3 separate regions of the Mus musculus genome follow, and regions 2 and 3 are each linked to region 1. A link is a loop called in an ENCODE intact Hi-C map of the cell type or tissue named here. Cell type or tissue: left cerebral cortex. All regions are shown on one strand. Region 1 has its middle 93 kb from the start of Gm31711. Region 2 has its middle 280 kb from the start of Gm31711. Region 3 has its middle 400 kb from the start of Gm31711.

Evidence for each region. Peaks named below come from ENCODE experiments on the same cell type or tissue, not always from the same donor. Only the 100,000 strongest peaks of a DNase experiment are listed, where the experiment ranks them.
Region 2: it touches region 1 in a loop (2.7-fold over the local background); 3 of 42 quality-filtered maps call a loop at or near these places.
Region 3: a loop joins it to region 1, with 10 times the contacts of the local background. A loop is called at or near these places in 3 of 42 quality-filtered maps.

The regions. Positions count from the first base shown.
Region 1 is chr13:16,350,511-16,358,510 of GRCm38, reverse strand. No RefSeq gene overlaps it. Among named protein-coding and RNA genes, the nearest start is that of Gm31711, 93 kb to the right of the region's middle. In left cerebral cortex, no CTCF peak of the experiment used is centred here; DNase peaks (open chromatin) are centred at 2,036, 2,600 and 3,030.
Region 2 is chr13:16,540,028-16,548,027 of GRCm38, reverse strand. No RefSeq gene overlaps it. Among named protein-coding and RNA genes, the nearest start is that of Gm31711, 280 kb to the right of the region's middle. In left cerebral cortex, no CTCF peak of the experiment used is centred here; DNase peaks (open chromatin) are centred at 4,042, 4,499 and 4,895; H3K27ac peaks cover 727 bases.
Region 3 is chr13:16,652,382-16,660,381 of GRCm38, reverse strand. No RefSeq gene overlaps it. Among named protein-coding and RNA genes, the nearest start is that of Gm31711, 400 kb to the right of the region's middle. In left cerebral cortex, no CTCF peak of the experiment used is centred here; DNase peaks (open chromatin) are centred at 299, 1,060 and 4,081; H3K27ac peaks cover 968 bases.

The sequences.
Region 1 (8,000 bases):
CTCAATGAAACTAATGATACACTACTGAAGATAACTGGCTTGGACTAAGGGGAGAAATCAGTTTAAAAAATTAAAATCTTCTACAATAGAGAGAAAATGAAAAAACAAAACACCCCAAATCTTCAAGATACCCTAAAGTTAGTCTTGCAAGGAAAACTTATACCACCAAATATGTACATATAAGAGGAAAAATGAGATATGTCTCAAATAGCAAATTAACAACCACATGATATAACTGAAAGCTTTGGGGGAAAAAGAAAAAAACAACATTTCCCAAAACAGAGAGTCCAAATCAGAGCTGAAATTAACAAACTAATCTTTTTTAAAAATCAATAAAATTAATAATTTTTTTTAAAAAATTTACAAGTTTGATAAACTTTCATTCAAAATATCCAAAAGAGAGAGACAGAGAAGATATGTATTTCTAAAAACAAAGACACAAAGAGGGGAATTAAAACAAATACTGAAGGTATTCAGAAAGTCATAAGGTTATATTTTAAAAGTTAAAGTCCTCTGATTCTTAGTTAAAGAATCTAAGTATATGGGTTTCTATAATTATGATATATTAAAGATAAACCAAGATAAATTAATAGATTAAATAAAACTATGGTACCCAGTAAGACAGAACAGTAACTAAAAGTATACCAAGAAAAAAAATTCCTAGGACCATATGGTTTTGGTACAGAATTCAACAAGACCTAAAAGGAAAATAAACATCAAAACTCCTCAAGTTATTCTGCAAAACGTTTTTAAATCCAAATTAATTTTATGAAACTAATATAGTCTTGATATCAAAACCAGAGTAAAGATCCAATATAAAAAGAAAAGTCTAGGTCAATATCTCTAATGAAAATGAAGGCAAAGATAACCAATAAAATACCTGAAAGCTGAATACAAGTACACCTCAAAAGACTACTCACCATGATCAAGTATTCATCTCTGACATCATTACAGAGATGCAAGAATTGTTCAGCATTCACAAATCAGTAAACATAAACAACCTTGTAAATATACTCAAAGGTGGACACCGCATTACTATGTTACTTAATACAGAAAGGACCTGTGACATAACTTAAAATATCTTCATGATAGAGAATTTTAGAACAAAAGGAACATATCACAACATAAAGAAGTCAATATGCAGTAAGCACACAGCCAACATCATCCTAAATGAAGAAAATCCGAATTTCTACTAAAACCAGAAATAAGGCAGGAACATCAAAACTTCCACACTTAGTTCAATATAGTACTTGAAGGCATAGCTAAAGCAGTAGGATGAGTGAAGGAGATGAAGGGAATCTTTTTAGGAAAGGAAGGAATTAAAGTATTTTTATCTGTAGATAAGTCAATTCTGTACATAGAAGACCCTAAAAATCCTACCAGAAAACCTCAATAGCCGGTGAACGCATTTAGCCATGTAGCAAAATACAAAATTAATGCACAAAAGATCAGATCTTATGCACAAATGATGAACACGCTGAGAGAGGACCAAGGAAACATCACCATTCACAATAGCCTAAGAGATAACTTGAAAGAAAACTGAGGAAGTGAAAGACTTGTACAATGAAAACTTTAAGACACTGACAAAAGAAACGGAAGAAGACATTGAAAGATAGAAACTCTTCCCACACTAATGGATCCATAGGATGAATATTGCTAAAATGACCATCATGCCAATAGCAATCTACAGATTTAAATCGATCCCCCTCAAAATTCTGATGTAATTCTCCAAAATAATCAAACAAATATTAAATTATATTTGTGTTAGTTAACTTTGTGTTTTGTGATAAAACACTATAATGAGGGCATTCTATAGAGAAAAATGATTGTATGGACTCAGAAGAATAAGATTATCATGGCAGGGAATCATGACAGCCAGTGACAGACACAGCAGGAGGTACAGAAAGGAGGGGGTTCATGTTTTGAACTTCAAGCATGAGGGATAGAGAGCAAACTAGAATCAGTTAAGGATATTTACTACCAAAACCTTTCCCCCAGTGAAGCACTTCAACCAGCAAGTCTGCACCACCTACACTTATAAAAATAGTACCACCAACTGGTGAACACGTATTTAAATGCCCAAGACTATGAAGACATTTTTCATTCAAAGCCAACACAATATGGAAACACAAAAATCCATTTATTGGGAACAACACTGAACAATTAAACACAAGTAAATTAATGAAACAAGTGAAACTGCAACAGGGATCATCAGACCAGATTTTGGGTTAAATTATTCAGGCATAGTAATAAAAACACTATGATAATAGCATAAAAGTAGACATATTGATCACTGGAATAGAATTGAGTACCCACACATAATCCCATTCTTCTACAGCCACCTAGATTTTGACAAAGAAGCCAAAACTGCCCATCAGAGAAGAGACATTATCTCCAACAAGTCATGCTGGTCCAACTGGATAACAATATATAGCATAATGAAACTCCCAAATTTTCAGTCAGCATGCACAAAAGTGGATTCCAAATGGGCCAAGAACCTCAACCCAAGACCACACACTGAATCGGATAGAGGGAAAAGTAGAGAATACACTTGAACTCATCTGCATAGGTAAGGACTTTCTGAACAAGAACCCCTGAAGCACAGGCATAAGACCAACACTTAGTAAATGAAACCTCATAAGAAGATACTGAACAGCAAAATGATGCCATTATTTCAGTGAAGAGTTGCAGACAGAATGGGGAAAAAGCTTTAGAGCTATACATCTGACAAAGGGTTAGTATCTAGTACATACAAAAGTAAAAATCTAAATACTGAGAAAACAAACAATCCAATTAAAAAATGGGACATGTAGCTAAACAGGGAGTTCTCAAAAGATGAAATACAAATGGCTGAGAAACATTTTTAAAAATGTTCAGAATCCTTAACCATCAGGGAAATGCAAATTAGAACTACTTTTAGATTTTATCTTACCCCATTCAGAATGGCTAAGATCCAAAAACAAATGACTACAAATACTGGCGTGGATGTAGAGAAAAGACATACACTTATTCACTGCTTGTGGGAGTGCAAAAACTAGTGAAGCCACTATGGAAATCAGTCTGGAGGTTCCTCAAAAAGCTAGAAATAGACCTGCCACATGATCTAGCTATAGCACTATTAAGCATATGCCCAAAGGACTCTACATGTTACTAAGGAGATATCTTGATCATCTAAGTCTGTTGTTACTCTGTTCACAATAACGAGGAAATGGGAACAATCTTAATGTTCACCAACTGATGAATGGATAACGAACATCTGGTACTTTTACAAAATGAACTAGCATTTAGCTATTAAGAAAAATGGAGTTATGAAATTTACAGCTAAATGGATGGAACCGGGAATAATTATTGTGAGTGCAGTAGCCCAGACCCAGAAGACAAGTGTAGCATGTCTTTTCTTATTTGTGGATATTACCTTTGACTCTTCATATATTTGTGTTTCATCTGGAATGCCCATAGTGCTTTCACAAAGGGGAGATAAATACAATATGATAAGGATTAATGGGGACTAAAAGGACAATAAAGGCTTAAATTGAGATAAGGCATAGGAAGGCTGGGTAGATGGAATACAGAGAGGAGTAACTAACTCTAAAGACATTTTGAAATTGTCACATGGAAGACTACTACTATAGAAGCTTCACAAAATATGTACATACCCATATATAAGCCCTTTGGTTTAAATGACAACCACCTCTTCACTAGAATGATGTTGTCCGTTGCTGTAAGAAGCATTTTAGTTTCATGAAATTCTGTTTATTAAATGCTGATCATATGCCTATGCTACTGGGATCCTGTTCTGAAAGTCGTTTCCTAAACCAAAGGGTTCAAATGTAGTCTCTACTTATTGACTGCCATACATCCAGGAGTATACAGGCAGCACAAATTGGACTGGATTGACTTTGAAAAAAGAATACAATTTGATAAATCAGGGAGATATTTGGAAAAAGTGTGATATGATCAAAGTGTATATGATATTCTCTAAAAACTTATAAAACTGTAAAAAATACATTTAAAGTTGAAATTGTTTAACAAAACTGTATTTCAATTACTTGGGCAATATGCATATGTATTAGGGTTTATAGTAGTCAAAATATTTGAAGTGGTATATATTGATCCATGAATATTACATAATTCATGAAGTACAGTACAGACTGTAGTCATCAAATGAATCTGAACTCTTTTCATGTACAAAATAGAAAACATTCATAATACACACACACATACACACACACACCAAGGACCTTGGCAGCAGAAGAGTTAATAAAAGTTTGTTTTGTGCAGTGTTTTGTATACAAAACATACTTGTACAGCAGCAAGTGTCTAGAATATATTGAGTCACCTATACCTCACATAAATTTCCAAATACAACTATAACTGACATGAAGTAACATTTATTTATTTGTTTGTTTGTCTATTTATTTATTTAAAAGATTTATTTATTTAAAAGATTTATTTATTTAAAAGATTTATTTATTTATTTATTTATTTATTTATTTATTCTATGTAAGTACACCTTAGCTGTCTTTAGACACCCCAGAAGAGGGAGTCAGATCTCGTTACGGATGGTTGTGAGCCACCATGTGGTTGCTGGGATTTGAACTCAGGATCTTCGGAAGAGCAGTCGGGTGCTCTTACCTGCTGAGCCATCTCATCAGCCCCCTGAAGTAACATTTATATCCATCTATTTTAATTAAGGAAGTGCTCTTTTGTTTGTTTGTTTGTTTGTTTGGGTTTTTTTGAGACAGGGTTTCTCTGTGTAGGCCCTGGCTGTCCTGGAACTCACTTTGTAGACCAGGCTGGCCTTGAACTCAGAAATCTGCCTGCCTCTGCCTCCCAAGTGCTGGGATTAAAGGCGTGTGCCACCACCGCCCGGCAAGGCAGTGCTTTTCAAGAACTTGAGTGTGAAACAATGTAAGAATGCTTTCCAACTTTAGCCATAACTTTAAAAGTTTCATAGTTCTCTTACCCTTAAAGTATACATCTAACATTCTGAGTCTATTCACAGGTGTCATGGCATTCAAGAAATTCATGCTGCATGGGCTTGTCACAGCAGCAAGGAGATTATAAATCAGAAAGTGAGGATGCGTAATTTAACTAGCTTTGTTTATTCACCTAAATTAGTATCAGCAGTTTTTTATTTAGACAGCCCATTCCTTCCATAAGTAGTTAAGTTCTGACTTTACAATATGAGGGTTTTTTAATAATAATAATAATAATAAGCTTCTGTAAGGCAAAGGACACTGTCAATAGAACAAAATGGCAACCTTCAGAGTGGGAAAAGATTTTTACAACCATACATTCGATAGAAGACTAATATCCAATATATACAAAGAACTCAAGAAGTTAGACTCTAGAGAAACAAATAACCCTATTAAAAATGGGGTACAGAGCTAAACAAAGAAAAAAATAAATCAGAGGGGAAAACTGAGGAATCTCAAATGCCCAAGAAGCACCTAAAGAAGTGTTCGACATCCTTAGATATCAGGGAAATGTAAATCAAACAACCCTGAGATTCCACCTCACACTAGTCAGAATGGCTACGATCAAAAACTCAGTTGACAGTAGATGCTAGCGAGGATGTGGAGAAAGAAGAACACTCCTCCATATGACAATTATTTATAGTAATCATATAACACTACTAATTTAGGCATAGATATGACAATCAAGATGGCTTTTCATGAATAAAGTTTGAAAAGCATTGAATTTTTAAAATAGGATATTTTTGTAAGCTGAGTAAAATATAGTTATGTTTGTAAGCATATGTGTAAAATCTTACATATGCATATATACACATAAATGAATGACTATTAAATTAAATGTGAATAGTAATAAGGTGTGTGGGGGTGCATATGTGTTTGTGCATGCATGTGCATAGGTATACATGGGTGTGCTTGCCAACAATGGTATGTATGTAAGCTGATATCCTTGAAATGGTTGTCTCTTGTCTCCAACTTGTTTATGTCTATCCTCCTTTCAAGAATGGAATGAACATAAGACATCATAAAAAGAAAAATAAATATTTTTCCCATGGAAATAGCCCTTTCAAGAGGAGAATAAGAACTAAGGACCTTGATGACAAGAAGTCAATTGAGAGAGGTTGTATTGAGGCTGCCCATCTTCAGCAGGCATTACTAAGAAGTTAGCAATACTAAGATAGTATTGCTGTACTATAATCCCGGAGGGCTTTATCATGCCAGTCAAAACCAGTCCTTCAAGAGAAAAGCATAGGCTCCTGGTAGCTGAGACAGGTGTGACTCTTTTCTCCTGTAGTCACTAGCTGAGCCCTGGAAGCTGGAGCTAAAGAATTCCCTGCCTGGGGCAGAAACTTCAGCTGCAGGAAGCTTCAACTCTGAGTCTTGCTGCAGGAACTTTCAGGGAGATACCTTATTCTTGCATAGAGTTTTGTAGAAACAAGATGGGGAAGCCTCAAGCATGCCCCAGCTTATTGACAAATTATCTTGGCTTTGATTGGTTGAATGATGGCATGCACTAAGGTGAAGCTGAAGACCAGTCAAGGAAGCACTGTCAAACCAGCTGTTTCTGGTTGTTGTGGTAATTTTTAAGGGCTTCTTTCTACCTTTATTTCAGATTTCATCTTATTCTAGGCTCTGACTGTCAAAAGCCATAGCTTTCATCCAAGACACTGGGAGGTGTGTTTCTTTTGTAGCTCTTGCTGCTTCTTTGACAGCTGGCAAATGTTTGTTCTTTGTCCTGAGGTTGACTATCCTTCCCCTCACACAGCCCAGAAACAGGCACGACACTCAGCATAGGCTGTCCCTTCTTACCCCTATATCACTGGGATGTCAGCCATCTTGGCATCCTAAGCCCTACTTGACCTTCTTTGGCTTTCTTCAGCCTGACTTGTTCTAAAGCTATTTCACTCCAGTCATCAACACATAACCACCCTCCTTTCTCTATCTCTTTGCCTACTGTATGCTTGTCTTACAAGGACACTGTTAGGTTCAGTTCCTGCCTCACTCCTGAATGGCCTCATGTTACCATTTTAGCATAATTACATTAATAAGGATTCCTTTACAAATAAGCACACCATCACACCTTCAAAGGTTAGTGCTTCAGCACTGCTGGGAGTCGGGCATGGGGGAGGCAGCAAACAGTTGCACTCATTCCATATGCATTCAGGCAATAAGCTTGGTATAGACATGGATTCAGATTGATAATCAGAATCAATAATAGGAAGTGTTATGGTGTCTGTTGTATTTATTCAGTTATGCAAAATGTATTATATATACACTTATATTTATATTTATATAAATAAATAAATATATATCCCAGTTATTATATCAGGCTTGGGAATGGACAGGAAGAAAAAGAGTTCAGAGGCTTAATAAAAATGTATTGTTGTTCTGATTCCTTAATAAGAACAACAAACAAGATTAACAACATCATTAGCTTACAACACCTCTTGGGAGTAGATTCACAGTCCAGGGTGTAAGTTCATCATAATCAGTTAATTCCTTATTTGAATAAATTAAATTTGGAATATCAGTAAGGTTGTAGAAGGTATTTGCTTTGGTAATAATATAATAGTAATTCTATTAGAATAGTAGTATAGTAGTAGCAGTAGTAGTAGTAGTAGAAGTAGTAGTAATAGAATAATTGTAACATTATTAGAATTTCACTAAGAATGCTGGCATTTGATGGTTGGATACATGGACAAAATAAAAGTATCAAGTGAATTTAAATATTTGTTTCAGTACTGAATATGTGTTGATTATGTGTAACTTAAAAAGATCTTCAAAACCTAAAATGTGAAAAGTGAATTAAAGTACATGTATAAGATATTTTATGTATTAAAGAAAAATACTTCATTAAGGTAATTAAAAATCTACAAGATAATAGACATTTTATCAGAACAAGTAAATATTCCAATAAGATATTTTAAATTTTATTGACCATATGCAATTTTTGTTTATTCTGAAGTGTTTGGGATTGAAGGAACCAGTTGCTGGCTCCTGCTCATGTCCACTTGATTTAGAAAA
Region 2 (8,000 bases), 190 kb before region 1:
ACAGAGTCAGAGAGACAGAGACAGAGAGACAGGCAGAGAGAGAGAGACAGACAGACAGACAGAGAGAGAGAGAGAGAGAGAGAGAGAGACCATGGAGGAAAGCTGCTTAGTGGCATATTCTATGTGGCTTACCCTTCCTACTTTCTTATGCACCCCAGAACTCCCTACAATGTCCTGGGCCTTCACACATCAATCACTAAATACCATAAAATTCCCCATATTCAATGCCAATCACATTCAGGCATTTTCTCAGTAGAGGTACTCTTGTCCCAAATGACTCCAAATCTGTGTCAAGTGGATGACAAAAAAATTTGATCCATTGTCAACTTTTAATGTGAGGAGCGGGTGTGGCAGCAGTCCCAAGATGGTGCCCGGGACTGCAGCTAAGTCTTATGACTTACAACTGACTTCCCCATACACCTGAAAATAAGCCACAACCATCGTGAGAGCTGCACAGGTGCACCAGGAAGCTGGCGGTGTAAACAAGTCCATATTTGGTGGAGACATGCCCCTGCCGCCCTGATTGGCTGAAGCTGCATGCCTGGTGAGGTGACGTGGCCTGCCGTGAGTGGGTGGGGGCTGAGAGTATATAAGCAGACCTCCCTGGGTTCCCAGGGTCCCCGTGTAGCAGCATCAAGGCATTCCTGCAATAAAGGCTATTGAGAAGAATCCGACCGTGTTGTGTCTTCCTTGCTGGTCGAGGTGGGCGCAACATTTTACCACAACTATGTCACTGTTAAACTATAACCTTTCCTTTTCTTTTCATCCCCACAGTCTCACGTTATATTAATATGGTAATATAAACATTCTAATTTTTAAAAGTCCCATATTGTTTAAAAATTCAAACACTATATGTTCAGTCTCTTTAATTATCTATTATTTATTATTTAATTAAAGATCAAAGCATGTAAAAATATCTAAAGTCTCACCAACATTCTCAAATCTCTTGAAAATTTCAAAGTCTTCCAATTGTTATCCTTTAAAATAAAAATCAAGTTAATATTTTTTTTTCAAGAGAGGAATCTAGGACCTAGTCACAATACAATTAAAAAAACCTAAAGTCCAGCTGTATAACATCAGACTTCTGGGATTCCCAGTTGTGTAGGATCTAAAGGGCTTGATTGCAGCACGTCTGTGGTTTATAATAGACTTGGGTTGGTTTCACTCCATAACTACTGTTATTCTTGGTGGTTGTTCCATGATATTAGCATCTAACAATATATGGGTCTCCCCTGCTGTAACTGGGTTGCACATTGACCTGTAGACATTCTAGGACTGTTTTCAGCTACAGCTGACCAGCCACAGATTCTGTCTGTCTGTCTGTCTGTCTGTCTGTCTGTCTGTCTGTCTGTATATGCTTGCTCATTTTTGAGACCCTGTCTATTTAGCCCCAGATATCCTGAACTCACTAGATAGACCAGGTTGGCCTTGATCTCCCAGCTCTACCTACCTCTGGCTCCCACCACACATTAAAAACATTTGCCACCACACCTGGTTAGATTCTTAATTTAAAATTACATATGAATGGCCCAAGTAGAGTTTTTGTTTCCCTCTGAATATCATAAGCCAGGCCTCTTTTGTCTGAATTTCTCTCAGTATTCTCTCTCAAGATCCTGCAAAACAATCCTCTGAGCACTAAGCACTGAGCACTCAGTAGCTTTTATAACCCATAGCTCAAATTACCACTATAATTCTCCCCAAAACACAGGGTCAGGTCTCAGCAATCCAAATTATTGGTATTAATTTCTTTTTTAGTTGGGATTTCTATTACTATCATAAAACAAAATGAACAAAAGTAATGGGGAGAAAGTGATTTCAGCTTGAAGCTCCACATCACAGTTTATCACTGATGGAAATCAAGGCAATAACTCAGACAGGTCAGGAACCAGAGGCAGAAACTGATACAAAGGCTGTGAAGAAGTGAAGCTTCTGGCTCGATCCTCATGATATGCTCAGCATGATTTCATACATACCCCCAGATATAAAGAGACTTACCATGGCAAGCCAATGCCTCAAAGGCCTTGTCTCTCCCAGATCAACCACTAATCCAAAAATCCCCACCATGGGCAAGTTTGGTGGGGGCATTTTTTAAACTGATGCTCTTTCTTCCCAATTAGCATGTATCACGAAGAATACATAAACCAACTTGCACACACATATATTTGTGGAGTCAAAAATGCTTTTTCTCTGAAACCACATAAATGGGGCCAAAGTGTGTTCTTCCTCATCTCAGTACTCCAAGGCATTGTCACATGCAGTGTAATAGCTTAATTTTACTCATCTTCTGGGTGGGTTAAGGAATAGAGGGACAGTAAACTACTGTTTCTGGGTTTGTCTGAAGACATTCCTGGAGGAGATACACAGTTGGATTAGCAAAGAAATTAAAGAAACTCATCCTTATCAGTGTGGCTAAGTGCTTGTCAGTGCTGGCAATTACAGAGCACTCAGGGCAAATGAGTCCACACTCTCTTTTGGAGCTGTGACATCTATTTATCCTCTTCTGTCCTGTGATATAAGGGCTCTAAGTTCTTGGGCCTTCCTGGCCGAAGAATGGGACCCATTTCTTAGTGGTTAGGCCTCATACTAGGAGTTACATCATCAGCTTCCATGATGTCCAGTCTTGTGAACCACTCAGTACTCTCCAATCTGAGATTTCTCAGCATCCATAATTTTATCAGCTGTGGCTCCACTTTTCTGCTTCTTTCCTTGTGGTGTCCAGGTGCTGCAGTACACCAAACAGGGAAGAATGGAGCTGAACTGAGTTCCATGGTCCATGGGAGTAGAGCTAGGGACTGGGGCAGAAGTTTGTCCCGGATATCTCAGTGTGACATCTCTTGAATGTTGCAGCTCTTTTAGAGGATGTTCAGTGAAACAGCTCTCTCAGACAGTATTCAACAAAACAGCTTGTGTGCATATACTTTATTCTGTGTGAACCAAGGGTTACATAGTTTTGTGGACGTGGGTGAGAAAATCTAGGCTGGGCCGAAGGCTAAGCTATTGCGATGCCTCATTAGCATGGGGAGGCATTCCAGGGATCTCAGGTGCAGCTTTGCCAGATGTTTGCCGGATGTTCCTCAGGTAGTCAGGGTAGCATCCAGGATTCCCAGGTAGAGAAGAGAAATCCCTAAAGACAAAGGGAGTTCACCATTTTGCACCAAGCTCAGGGCTTTCTGGTAATGTCAGGTTTTGATCTTAGCAGCAGGGTTTCCCAACCATCAGAAAATTTCCACAATAAATTCTGTCATCATATATCTATGTGCATTCCTGTGGTTTATTTTCTCAAAAGACTTTAAGACACATTTAAAAATCTTATTTATTAAGAAAACAGTTTGATCAGGAAGGTTATATATTCCAGTTTGCCCAGCACAACCCTAAATCCTAGAGTAATTCTCCAGAGCTCAGCATTATACTTCTGAAAGTGTCCTGGTCCAATCCATTATTGATTATTCAACTGAGAACAATCTGAAGAAAGACTGCAGATTTATTCCTTCAGCACATCAAGTAGGTCAATCAAATTCTAAGCCTTGTTACTTTTTTTTCCATTTATAAAACAGAATCAGAAAAATAACATCTTTATCAGATGGCGATAAGAATTACATACATTGATTATTAGGCTATTAAAACTAGTGGCTTCTTGAGTAAATAAATACAAATTGTTATCTCAAACACCTTGGTATGTTTTCCTGATTTAAAATAGCCTGAAAGCCTGTCTTTCCCCACATAAGTAATGCCTATAATCCCCCTAGCACATGCTTCTGCCACCTCACCGATCGTCCCTGTTGGTTCATCCTTCATCCCTTTCCTTCTGTCAGAGGGGCAACTCCATGCCTCCTTGTCCAGATCTAGCTTTAAAGATGCCACTTTTGAAAGAAACTCCATCATTGCCCACTAATTTAAAACTGAGTTTTGAAAATAGCTTATGGTTAGAATTCACAGGAAGTCACATCCGTCGCTCTGGGATTGCCAAGAAGAAAAGTGCTGGAACTTTTCCTAATCTGTCTTCTGTTCCTTTGTGAGTGGGTGTTCATACTCACATAGCCTGCATCATGGCCAGGAAGGTTTACCTCTGGAGGGGAGGTTAGATGGGAAGGCAGGGAGACTCTCGCTGGGAGCAGACGCCAGTGTGGAGGTGGCAGGATGGTCCTGCATATCAGAGCTCCTGCTGAGAGGGAGATGGATAGCTGTGGAAAGGATGCTTTAATTGACTCCAGCACTGTAGTCCTCGTGGAGAACAGAAAACTATTATTTAAACAGATGGCAAGCCTGCCCATCCATAACCAGGCATTTAATGAGATAAGCCAGAACAGGCAGGGTTGTAGGTGTGTGAGTCCAGACCATTTTGGAAGACATCAACTTAATTGCATTTCTATTTTTGTGAAATCTGTTCCCAGATGCCCACCTTGCCCTCTATACTACCTTCCCTCTTTCCCTTTATTTTTGTCTTTCCCATCTTTCTGGTTTGAGGGTCATAACTAGGTGGACATTTTGTTCTATCCATTTTACCAAATGGAGATGGACCTGGGAAAGCTTTGGGAAGCTAATGATGGATAGGGTTTGGATTTGGATTTCTGCCCAGCTTTTTGTGAATATTTTTTTTTCTTCCAGAAATTGGAATTGTAACCTCTCGTCCATAGCACCTCCCTTTTTCAGTTTGAAAATGTAATATATAAAATGAAACAGTCAAGTATTTAGAGGCTGACCCTTAGTAGGTGTTTCTTAAGCCTTTGATCAGAAATATCCTTCAAGGGCTCCTCTGAGGACTTTTTTCTCATCAGCTAGTGCTATCTGGGGAAGCTGGGGAAGCTAGTCAAAATTTGTTTCTATGATTGTGCATCTGACTGTTACAGCATGACTCTGGCCCTGATACTATTTTCTGCTTCCTGACCCATAACATGTGAACAACTAGCTTTCCATTCTCCCACTGTATGACTCAGCTGTAACACAGAGTCTGATTGCAATCATGGTCTGAAATTTTAAAGTCTTGAACCAAAATACACCCTGCCTACCTTAAGCTTTTCTTCCAAGTGTTTTAGCAAAGAGGAAAGACTCCAGTGCAATCCTCAATTTGAAAACACTAAGCTGTTTGTTTTGTTCTGTTTGGGTTATTTACTTACCTACTGATTGGCTTTTTGAGCCTCCCAAATGCTAAGGCAGTGCTCTACCATTAAGATACTGCGGTGGTTTGAATGGGAATGGAATCCATAGGCTTCTATGTATGAATGTTGGTTCCTACTTGGTGAAACTGTTTGGGAAGGATTAGGAGGTGTGCCCTTTTGTGGGACAGTTAAAGGCAGCCTGGTTTCTGGTTGAGTTAGGTTTAAAACTCTGGTTTAAAACTCTCAGTAGGTGATCCTACAAGGGACAGTAGGCAGAACATGACCACAGATCTCCATTTTAATGAGGTACCTAAAGACTTGAAGGGCTTAGTCAATTAAGTTCTTCTTCCTAGACACTGCTCCCTGTAAAAGGTATTTAACCTCAGGCCCACCCTGAGAAAGTAGGGTACAGTTTCACTCATCACAACTCTCCACCATGATAATAAACGCTTTAAAATCGTGGACTGCCTCTTCTTCTCGGGATCCACTGTGGGGAACAATGGAGCAGGTTTTCCTCTGAAGAGCCACGTCTAATCTCCCAGACGAGGCCTCTCTGTGCTCCCAGCCATGGACTCCTGAGTCCAAGCTGCCCACTGACCAAGCCAAGGACACTCTCCTCCTTGAGAGATTCAGCCAGAGTTTTCTACTCCCCAGTTTCCCTTTGGCCCCAGGAAGATCCACTCCATTCTCATTTCTTCCATGGCATCCAGCAGCGTCTGGGATGCCCAAGAGTCAGCGAACCAACTGTCCCCATCCACTGCACAGGCTTGGGAACCCCGAGCCAATTCTGGCAGTCTCCAGGACCCCAGACTGTGCTCCCCCACCCCAGAACAGGGTCCTGCAACTTCTCACAGCCTGACATCCACTTGGCGTTGGCATAGGGTACACACAATCAAAACTCCCATATCCCGCGTCACCGAATGGTCCAAGGCCACCATTTTAACTCATACACTTTGGAGGAGTTGTGGACTTGGAGGTCTCAGAAGTCCACAGCATTCCCAGTAGCCACCCCTCTCCTCTTCTCCCCACTACTTTCTGTCTCATGTGCTTCCGTATAAGATGTAAGCTCTCATCAACTGTTCCAATGCCATCCCTGCCTTCTGATGCCCTGATTCCCAACGTGATAGTCATGGATTCATTCTCAGAAACATTAATCTATTCCCCAACTAAATGCCTTATCTCATAATGATCATGGTGTATCTTCACAGTAATAGAACAGTAATTAAGACAGTAACATTCAGGTCTTTACTTTTAGTTTTTTAACTTTAAAATTTTCTCAGATAGGTTTAGTTATAGTATTCAGGCTATCCTTGAACACATAGTGATTGATTGCCTTAACCTTTCAAGTGGCTGGGATTACAGGTCCACGCTACCATATCTAGCTCAGTTACTCTTAAAGGTGAAATTTAGTATCCCATCTGTAATAATTCTAAATTCATTGCAGGATTTTGATATCCTGAATATTTGAGATTATTGTGTAATATAATTTTAACATAGTCATGAAAACATTCCTTTTTTAGGTTTCTTTTCTTTTTTATTGGATATTTTACTTATTTACATTTCAAATGTTATACCCTTTACCAGTTTCCCCTCCAGAAACATCCTTTCCCATCTTCCCTCCCTCTGCTTCTATGAAGGTACTACACCACAAACCTACACACTCCCACCTCCATATCCTGGCATTCCCTAACATTGGAGCATCTAGCTTTTCAAGGACCAAGGGTCTCTCCTCCCATTGATGTCCTAAAAGGCTATACTCTTCTACATATGTGTATATAGCCATGGGTCGCTTCATGTGTACTCTTGGGTTGGTGGTTTACTCCCTGGGACCTACAGGGTGTCTGGTTGGTTGATATTGTTTTCCTATTTGTTGCAAACCCCATCAACTTCTTCAGTCCTTCCTCTAACTCAACCATTGGGGACACATTGCTCAGTCCAATGGTTGGATATGAGCATCTGTATATGTCAGGCTCTGGCAGAGCCTCTCAGGAGATAGCTGTATCAGGCTCCTGTCAGCAAATACTTCTTGGCCTCCACTGTAGTGTATGGGTTTGGTATCTGTATGTGGGATGCCACAAGTGGGACAGTTTCTGGATGGACTCTCTTTAGTCTCTGCTTCACATTTTGTCCCAGTATTTACTCCCTTGAGTATTGTTTTCCCCTTCTAAGAAGAACTGAAGCATCCACACTTTGGTCTTCCTCCTTCTCAAACTTCATTTGGTCTGTGAATTGTGTCTTGGGTATTCTGGGCTTTTGGGCAAATATCCACTTACCAGTGAGCCCAAACCTTGTGTGCTCCATTGTGACTGCTTACCTTGCTCAGCATGATATTTTCTCATTCCTATTTTCTCATTCCATTCATTTGCCTAAGAATTGCATGAAGTCATTGTTTTTAATAGCTGAGTAGTACTCTATTGTGTAAATGTACTACATTTTCTGTCTCAATTCCTCTGTTGAAGGACATCTGAGGTCTTTCCAGTGTCTGGCTATTATAAATAAGGCTGCCATGAACATAGTGGAGCATGTGTCCTTGTTATATATTGGAGCATATTTGAGTATATGACCAGGAGTGGTATAGCTGCGTCCATAGGTAGTACTATGTCCAATGTTGTGAGGAGCCTCCAGACTGACTTCCAGAGTGGTTGCACCAATTTGCACTCCTACCAAAAATGGAGGAGTGTTCCTCTTTCTCCACATCCTAGCCAGCATCTTCTGTCATCTGAGGTTCTGATCATAACCATTCTGACTTGTATGAAGTGGAATCTCAGGGTAATTTTGGTATGCATTTCCCAGATAACTAAGGATATTGAACATTTTGTTAGGTGCTTCTCGGCCATTTGATATTCCTCGGTTGAAAATTTTTTATTTTGCTCTGGACATTGTTTTTTAATAGGGTTACTTGGT
Region 3 (8,000 bases), 300 kb before region 1:
ACTGGATTAAAAAGAGTTGTTTAGCATACAGTGAGTACTGAAAGTGTTACAGATTATTCTTATTTCAAGCCTTCCGTTGAAAAGTCATAATCACATCTGTTTGAATAACTTGACCACAGTCTCACAGTCAAACCGAGTCAGCATCAGACTAGAAGCCAAAGTTCTTAGCATTTGTATAATCTGCCTTTTAGATAAGCAAGTCCCTAGACAGACTGATTTTCTGAGCAAGTCACTGCCCACCTGTTGGGTGGATCCAGCTTGGATTCCCCTAGTGCCAGGCGGCTGCCTGAATCGTGACGAGAACATGTTGATCACTGTTGGACCTGTGCCTAGCCCACCCAGCAGAAACCTCCCCGCCAGCCTCTGCAACAAGGACAGCTCTCTGCTCAGTTCCAACCTATAGAGCTAGGCTGGTGTCAGCGTTATTCCCTGGGCCAGGCCTGTCTGGCTTCAGGTAGGATGTTATGACTCAGGAGAGAATTCAGAGTTCCCATAATTTTTTTTTTTTATGTAATGTCTGTTGCAGGGTCAACATTATACTCACACAAAGGAGGGGATAAGGGAATAAAGAAAGGCAGAAAGGAAAGCTTGTGTTTACCATCAGCATTATGAAGCCAACAGGAAATGGCTCAGGGTATATTAACTACCATCCTACCCTGAGTAAGAGGGAGAGATGACCTCCTTGAGTGACTAAAGAGTTAATCATGCCCCAGGTGGGAGTTTATTGACTAGTTTCATATTGTATTTTGAAGAATTCCCTTTGTTTCACAGCAGCAAACCACTTCTGTGCTTATGTCTATTTTTAATATCCTGGAACGCAAGGCTTTACCCATTATTCTCTTTAACTGTGGGTTTTTCCGACCCTCGGGTAGATTTATACGTCTAGCTGAATGATTACTCAGTGAGCCTTTACTGAAGGATGTTCTGTTCCAAGAATGACACATTTCTTTGGGGATGACTTTCAACCTAACAGAGGTGGGTGGGAGGTCAGGGGAAGCCCCTACCCAGGAGAAAATACCTTCTTTGTGTGCTTGAAGAAAAAAACAGTCGGATGATGAACAGCCTGATTTGGGGGCTGTGTGTGGGTGAGCCACTCCAGTGAAGTTGTCCTCAACGCTCCCTCATAAGAAGAGATGATGAATTTAATGAGCCGAATTCTGACAAGCCTTAAAGCCAAAGACAATTAGAAAAAGAATAACTCGAATTCTTACTAGTTATGAAATCAATTTCATTTGAAGGAAATTGTACATGTATATTCCTTTACAGTGTATTGTATTTAGATCACCATTATATATGAAATCACACTGCAATTTGTGCACCTAAGAAGAGATGCTGCCTGAAGGCAGAAGGCCATGGTCATACCCTGCTGTAAATATCCTCTTCTAGAGTACTACCATGGTTGTTCACAATGGATACTGGAGTACCTACGACTCTAAGAAATCCTACAATAAGGATGTTTTCAGCTTCATTGATCTCAGTAGTCCAAATGCAACCATGACCTCCCTCTTCCCACCTGAACACTTACAGAAATCCCCAAGATTCAGTGCTCCATTGATCATTGGTGATATGCTCTAATGTAAGAGGCTCTTCATAATACTAATGCCTAAATGCTTTGTTATTATTTAAGAAGTGCGTTAAGGTGCTCTGTGGTGCTCCTTATAGCACCCTAAATGACACTAAAACTTTGATTTCAAAGGAGGTTATTTAAGAAGTGTCTTCACTAAAACCTATGTCTGTTGAATGTGGTAAATGATAGGCTGCATCAAGTCATTACTGAGTCAATAGCAAATTAGCCTTGGTTGTCTGGGAAAAAATGAATTTTAAAGATGTTTCTAACTAGAGTGTTATATCAAGCTCTGGTTACACCCCTCCCCCCCAGCTCTACACTCTCTGTGCTGCATTCCACATTGCTCTGACCCACCTTTTTAATTTCCACAATAAAGGGTCTCCATCCTTCCAACCTCATTCTCTTCTACTTCCCAACACACTGTTTTTACCATTACACAAGTTTCTTAGGCCTTTCTGGTCCCATGGCAACTGCTGGAAATATTCAACTTTCTCCCTGGTACTAATGCATAATATACCAAGACCCTAAATACTTATCTACACTTATAGAAATTAATAAAGATACACATCATCAATAAGAAGAAAATATTATAAGGATTTCCAGTCCTGTCAGTGATCTATTTTTTAATCCCACAAACTGTTTATTCTCTAGAAATTCACAAAAAATCCTAAATTATATACAATACTCTCAGATACCATTTCACGTCTCACAATTTAACAATAATATTTTCCCCCTTAATTTGATGGGATAATTGTTTTGTACCAGCAACTCTCAATAACATTTCAAGTTCCATCAGAGACAGGTAGGCAGTTTTTCTCCTTCCGGCTCCCTCATCCACAGAACACAAGCAAGTCCCTTACATTTTTTTCTATAATGAAAATGAATACAAGCTAAATTGCAACTCATTTCTAATAATGTATTAGTTTTATAACATTTTGGAATGACACTGGGTATGATAGAATTAAGCAGTTTCTGCTTCGATTGTTTTTCATGTTTTTCCATTCCAAGATTCTATCATGAAATGAAACTCTGCCTCCATTTGTAAGTGTCATCCATTAAGGAGGAAGAAAGAATGTCTTAGGTAATATAGATCCACTAAATGGTACTTTCCAGAAGGATGATAAACCAGATGATCTAAAGACACAGGAATGTATATACCGAGCCCCTGCGAGTTCCCATGCCTGCTACAGCATTCTATTCATTCACCATACTTTTCTGAAGGTGTGAACTATGAGTTCTTTCTGAAGAAAAAAAAATACCATTACATGATGTGTGATTGAGCCTCTGATAAAGAGTGCAGATGTGATATCATCCATACCCTTCAGGGCAGGATGTCAAATGACTGTATTGCACCAGAAAGTAAAACACTATGGATCGTGAAATGACAGTCCTGGACTCACTTTTATCTACATTAACCACCATTAACCAGATAGTTAATTAGTAATTTATAAAACCTGGGGGGCGGGGGCTGATTTGTTATCATTATCACCTTACACATATAGAATATTTCAAATTAGAAATATATTTATCTAAAAATAGTTCTTCATGAGTCCCACAGTTTCCATTGAGAATGGGAAGGCACAGAATGTGATTGCCTTCACTGAGTCAAAAGAAATTCAGGTGTTCATACCTTATAAAAAGTCTGCATACATGTTAAGAATAGAAAAAAACATTTTAAAATATAATATTTAATAATAAAAGTAATAATATTTTTGTTATTGTAAATTGTTAGGGTGTCTACAATACCCAAGCAAGTTTTAGTGACCTATAAAACGTGCGGTAAATGATCCTTCCAGTGTCTGCTCAGCCTTCACCCAGCATTCAGAAACCTAGACAGAGAGTTGGAAGTGAGGTAGGCCGAGAACTGCCACTGTACTAACTCTCAGCCACCTCCAAGAACTGAAGGCCAGAAAGCAAAAGCACTGATGTGTGCCTCTAATTAGGAGTAAAGAGATCATAGCTCACTGGTCTCCCAAGAGCCTCACCAAACTAGTTCATCCAGTATTAAGCCAACTTATATGGAAAACACTACAAAAGGGAAAATGATACCTAATATTTTTAGACAGAAACTTGAGGATACTTTGAGTCACCAACTACCTTATCCTCCAAATGAGTCTGACTTTAAGAGAGTGTGCTGCTCATATGTAATGCTGAAAGGGTATAAAGATATTGTTTAAGTTGTAGTTTGGAGAGTAGCTTATAAAGATATTCTTAGGGCACTTAAAAGAAAGCTTGGGACACAGGAAGGTTTGCAAAGATAAAATGAAGAATATATCCTTAGAAGGATTTATCAGTATCATATATTAAAAATTACCACCTTCCCTTGAACTCCAGCCAGGCTTGAGAAAGATAGCCCAGCGAGAAGTCTTCCGTGTACACAGGACTGAAGCAGCCTGGTTCTTTTCACACATGTGTTACTGGGGAAGCCTGACTTTGCCTCCACCAGGCCTTTCCTCTCCTCCCCAACTGTGATTAGTCACTAGCTGTTTAAAACTGAAACGTTCATTTTAAATACTACAAAAATGTGGCACGGAGCACAGGCAAGGCATCTGTTCCAGCAAAATGTTATGTTTTGATCATTTTCAAAAATGATTTTTCTGTTTTTAAAGAAAGTGTGTGGACATGGGGATGAGTCAGTCAGTGTGAGGGGTACTGTATGCTGGGTTATTTTGAAAGCTGCAAAATTTAAAAATACATGGAAAAAAATAATTTTCCTTAAATATTATTTCAAATTTATTCTTTGACTTAGTATTTTTTCTTTTTTAATCTATCCATAGCCTCAGACTCATTGCCAGAGTAAAAATGTAGCCTCCCTGAAGGCTTCTGTAGAATCTTCATCATATGGAACCCACGATATGGGCCTCCAATAGTATTTGTGGGCTTAAGTAGTCTGTAAGAGAAAGAACTGTATAAGAAGTTAGTTTATTCAGATAAATATTTGCATTTCTTCTTAAAACAGTATCAGGTCATTTGATATTTCCAAAAAGCAATGTGTTTCTTCAGTAGTGCTTCCACCAATTATAAGTACATCTTTTACTTATGTGAAATTTTACAAAAAGAAAGAAAAGGAAGAAAAATGAAAGAAAAAAACAAAAAGTATCAGAATGTCGAGGTTTCATATCCTCGACTTTATATGTCGACTTTCTAAAATAAAGTGCTGTTGGTTTCTTTCTAAAATAAAGTGCTGTTGGTTTCTTAACATTGGTTGACATCCTTCCCAATGTGTGCTTTTTTCTGCAGCATTAGAATACTTGTAAGCTTGCTGTCATGCATGGTAAGGCTAGATTTGGTAGCATGTCTCTTAATTTCTCTTCTGTTTTTATTTAATTTACCTCTCCTTTAGTGTTGCAGTACTCTCTTTGTGTGAATTCTCAAAAGTAAACTGTAGTAGCTGCTCTCTGTGAATACGCATGTGTAGCTTTGTTCTTACTTGCTCATTTTGATATACTACTTAGCAAGGAACCCCAAATTCCTGTAGAAAATAGACATGAACTGAGCTTGTTGGGCTTTCCAAAGCAAATCATCTGAATTGGGTGTCTGTCTTTATCTGAAAAGAAAAGAATGAAAACCATCTACTCTCTCATGGTTTACTGGATTCTGTGATGTCAGAAATCTGCATTTGCACAGCATGTATGAGTTAGAGTTTATAATACCACCATATTGATCAAGCAAGATCAGAACAGTCACTCCACCAACTATTTTTATGTTGATCTGTTCATTTTGGCCATCCAAAGCAGCACAATCAATTGGACTAACCATTTGAGATACAATTTGGCTAGTAAGAAAGCCAAAACACCAGATTGGCTTCTTTTTTTAATTGGTGTTTTTCACGATATGAAAATATTGGGTGAAAATGAAAAAACTGAGTCAAAGATCCAGATGTTTGATCCGCCTGTTGCCAAATAGCCACACATTTTGTAGCATTCACATTTGCAACTGAATTTCTCAGTTTTCACCAGAAAGGCTGTCATCATATAGATATAGTCTAAGAGGAACTGTAAACATGTAACGGATATGGTCCCAAGAAAAGGATCTCTTTTACCCAAGATGACAGTTGCTTGTGCATCTGCTGTTTTCTTCTCACTAGACAGTTTTCTGGACAGAAAGGGGACAGCGTCCATTGTTCAAAACCTATACCATTCTCTTTATCTAGACTCAATTCTACCTTGAAAGAAGTTGAATTATAGTCATGACAAGAACTGTTTCTTTCCTGAACTGGTCTACTATATAACTCAGATAAAGATTCAAAAGCTGTGCCTCCAAAAATGACAAGGTAGAACCCAGAACCATTTCTTCAGCATTGGCTGATTCATTACATTCTGACCAGGGCTTCTTCTAAGCACTGGAATAGTGTATGTAATGCTCTTCTGCATATCCTAAATCCAGGTGTTAATAGAGTACATTTCAAGTGAGCTTATCAAAAATAGAGTTTTGCCTTTGGAGTAGATCCTGAGAGTAAGACCTTTAAATTAGAAATGCTGCTATATTCCTACTTTTTGATGACTAACATTTGTTTACTTAGCTTCTTCTACATCCAGGCACACATTAATTCAAAGTCACAACCATAGAGTGTATTGGCTGTGATTTTTTTCTTTTCTTCTGCTTGGATTTACTCCTCTTGAAATATCACATTTTAATTATGTGCATAGCAATGACTTCATTGCTTCTTAACTCAGCAGCCAACTCATTTTCCCCCAATGGTATGATGACCTGTCCTGTGGGAGAAACCCATCTGTTTATGTTCTTTAAGCCTTATCTACACAAGGAACAGGTTTTATGTTTTGAAACCATCTTTCCTCATTTCATTGCTTGCTGCTTGCCTAGAAAGGCAAATGAGGGAAGCAGAAAGAAATCTCTTCATTCAATAGGCATTTATATCAAAACCAACAAGCAAATGCCCTAGTATAAATAACATTGCCTAATATTTGCCAGAGGTCATGTATTTTTTCCATGTAATTATTAATTCTCATTGCAAAATACATTTATATACTAATGTATCACATAGATTCATATATACATGTACAATTTAGCAAAGGTTTCAGTATATGAAACTATAAATATAGTTGTATTTTTTAGGGTTATATATAAAAAGAAATTAAATATCTGGCTCTTGATAATGTGTACATATGAAGAAAAGCCATTCTTATAGACTAGTTTTCTGTCTGATGATAGCATTAGGTTATACAAGGAAGTAATCCTGCCTGTCTGGCATGAATTCTGTCTTGACAGTAAACATGGGATGAAAGGTGCTTAATGTCTTTTTAAAAAGTTCTGTACTGTCGACTTTTACAAGTGATCAAGGGAGATCCTTATCACCTGTCATCACTTACTCCTAAGAGGAAAATTTGTTCCAGAAAAATGCAGTATTCATGTGCAGACTGTTTTGCTCATCTACATAGTTTCTGAAATGATCTATCATAAGTGGATGGGTTTCATTGGTGATACCCCATTTAACTGGAAAGCAGAGGGTAAACTACAATGATGTAACATTTCTGATTTGTAGCCAGAGAAATTATAAATTTTGGGCCTAGAATATAGCAGGGGAATGCCTAAACAAGCACACTTCTCAGCCTATAGGGGAGGCAAATTTGTATAGGGACAATGGCAAGAACTGGTTTACAAACAGTAGGTTATTAAACAACTAAGTAGAGATCCAATCAGATGCAAAGTGTTGACTCTATGTGTTGTCAAGTTAGCAAACCCCTAGTATGCTAGCTTACTTGTTTAAAATTTACCATGAGAAAGAACAAGGGTTGGATTTTTCTCTTTCTGGTTCCAAGCTCAAAGGTCTCAGGAAGAGCTTCTTTAGTAGAATTTTGAGAAGGACTCTTTGCTGTTCCACTCAAGGATGACTAATTATGGGGAAAAACATAGACATTATCTCAGGTTGAATTAAAGCTTTTTCCAAGGACAACTGATGGTGGGTGAGGGGTATCTGAATTCTGAGATTAAAGTGGAGAATTTCCCAGCAGGCACTTGTATGCCAGCCTATCCTTGTCCATATGATAACACATCCTTGCTATATTCTATGTCTACAGTGCACCACAGTAAGACCCACGCCCATATTTTTATAGAAATATGTTACCAATCACGGTAACATGCATGAATTGTTTGTGTAAGTGGCTAGTGTCCTATGAACAGTGGATTTTGCAAGAGCTTCTTTTTATGGTATTATTTTTATTAAAAATATTTTGTGGCAAATTATATTATACTAGTTAAGAATTATCAATAAATCAATATTTGGTAGGTCGCAAACAATACCGGCCTTTCAGTCACTATTTCTGGATCAACTCTGACATTCTATAGGGCAGACAGGTTTATTCTAAAATAAATTAGTATTAAACCTGTGTCCGAGAAACTGGCTTTTAAGTTTAGAAAATATTGTATGTAATCCACACAATGACTCTGAACTGGATGTGATCATAATTTATAA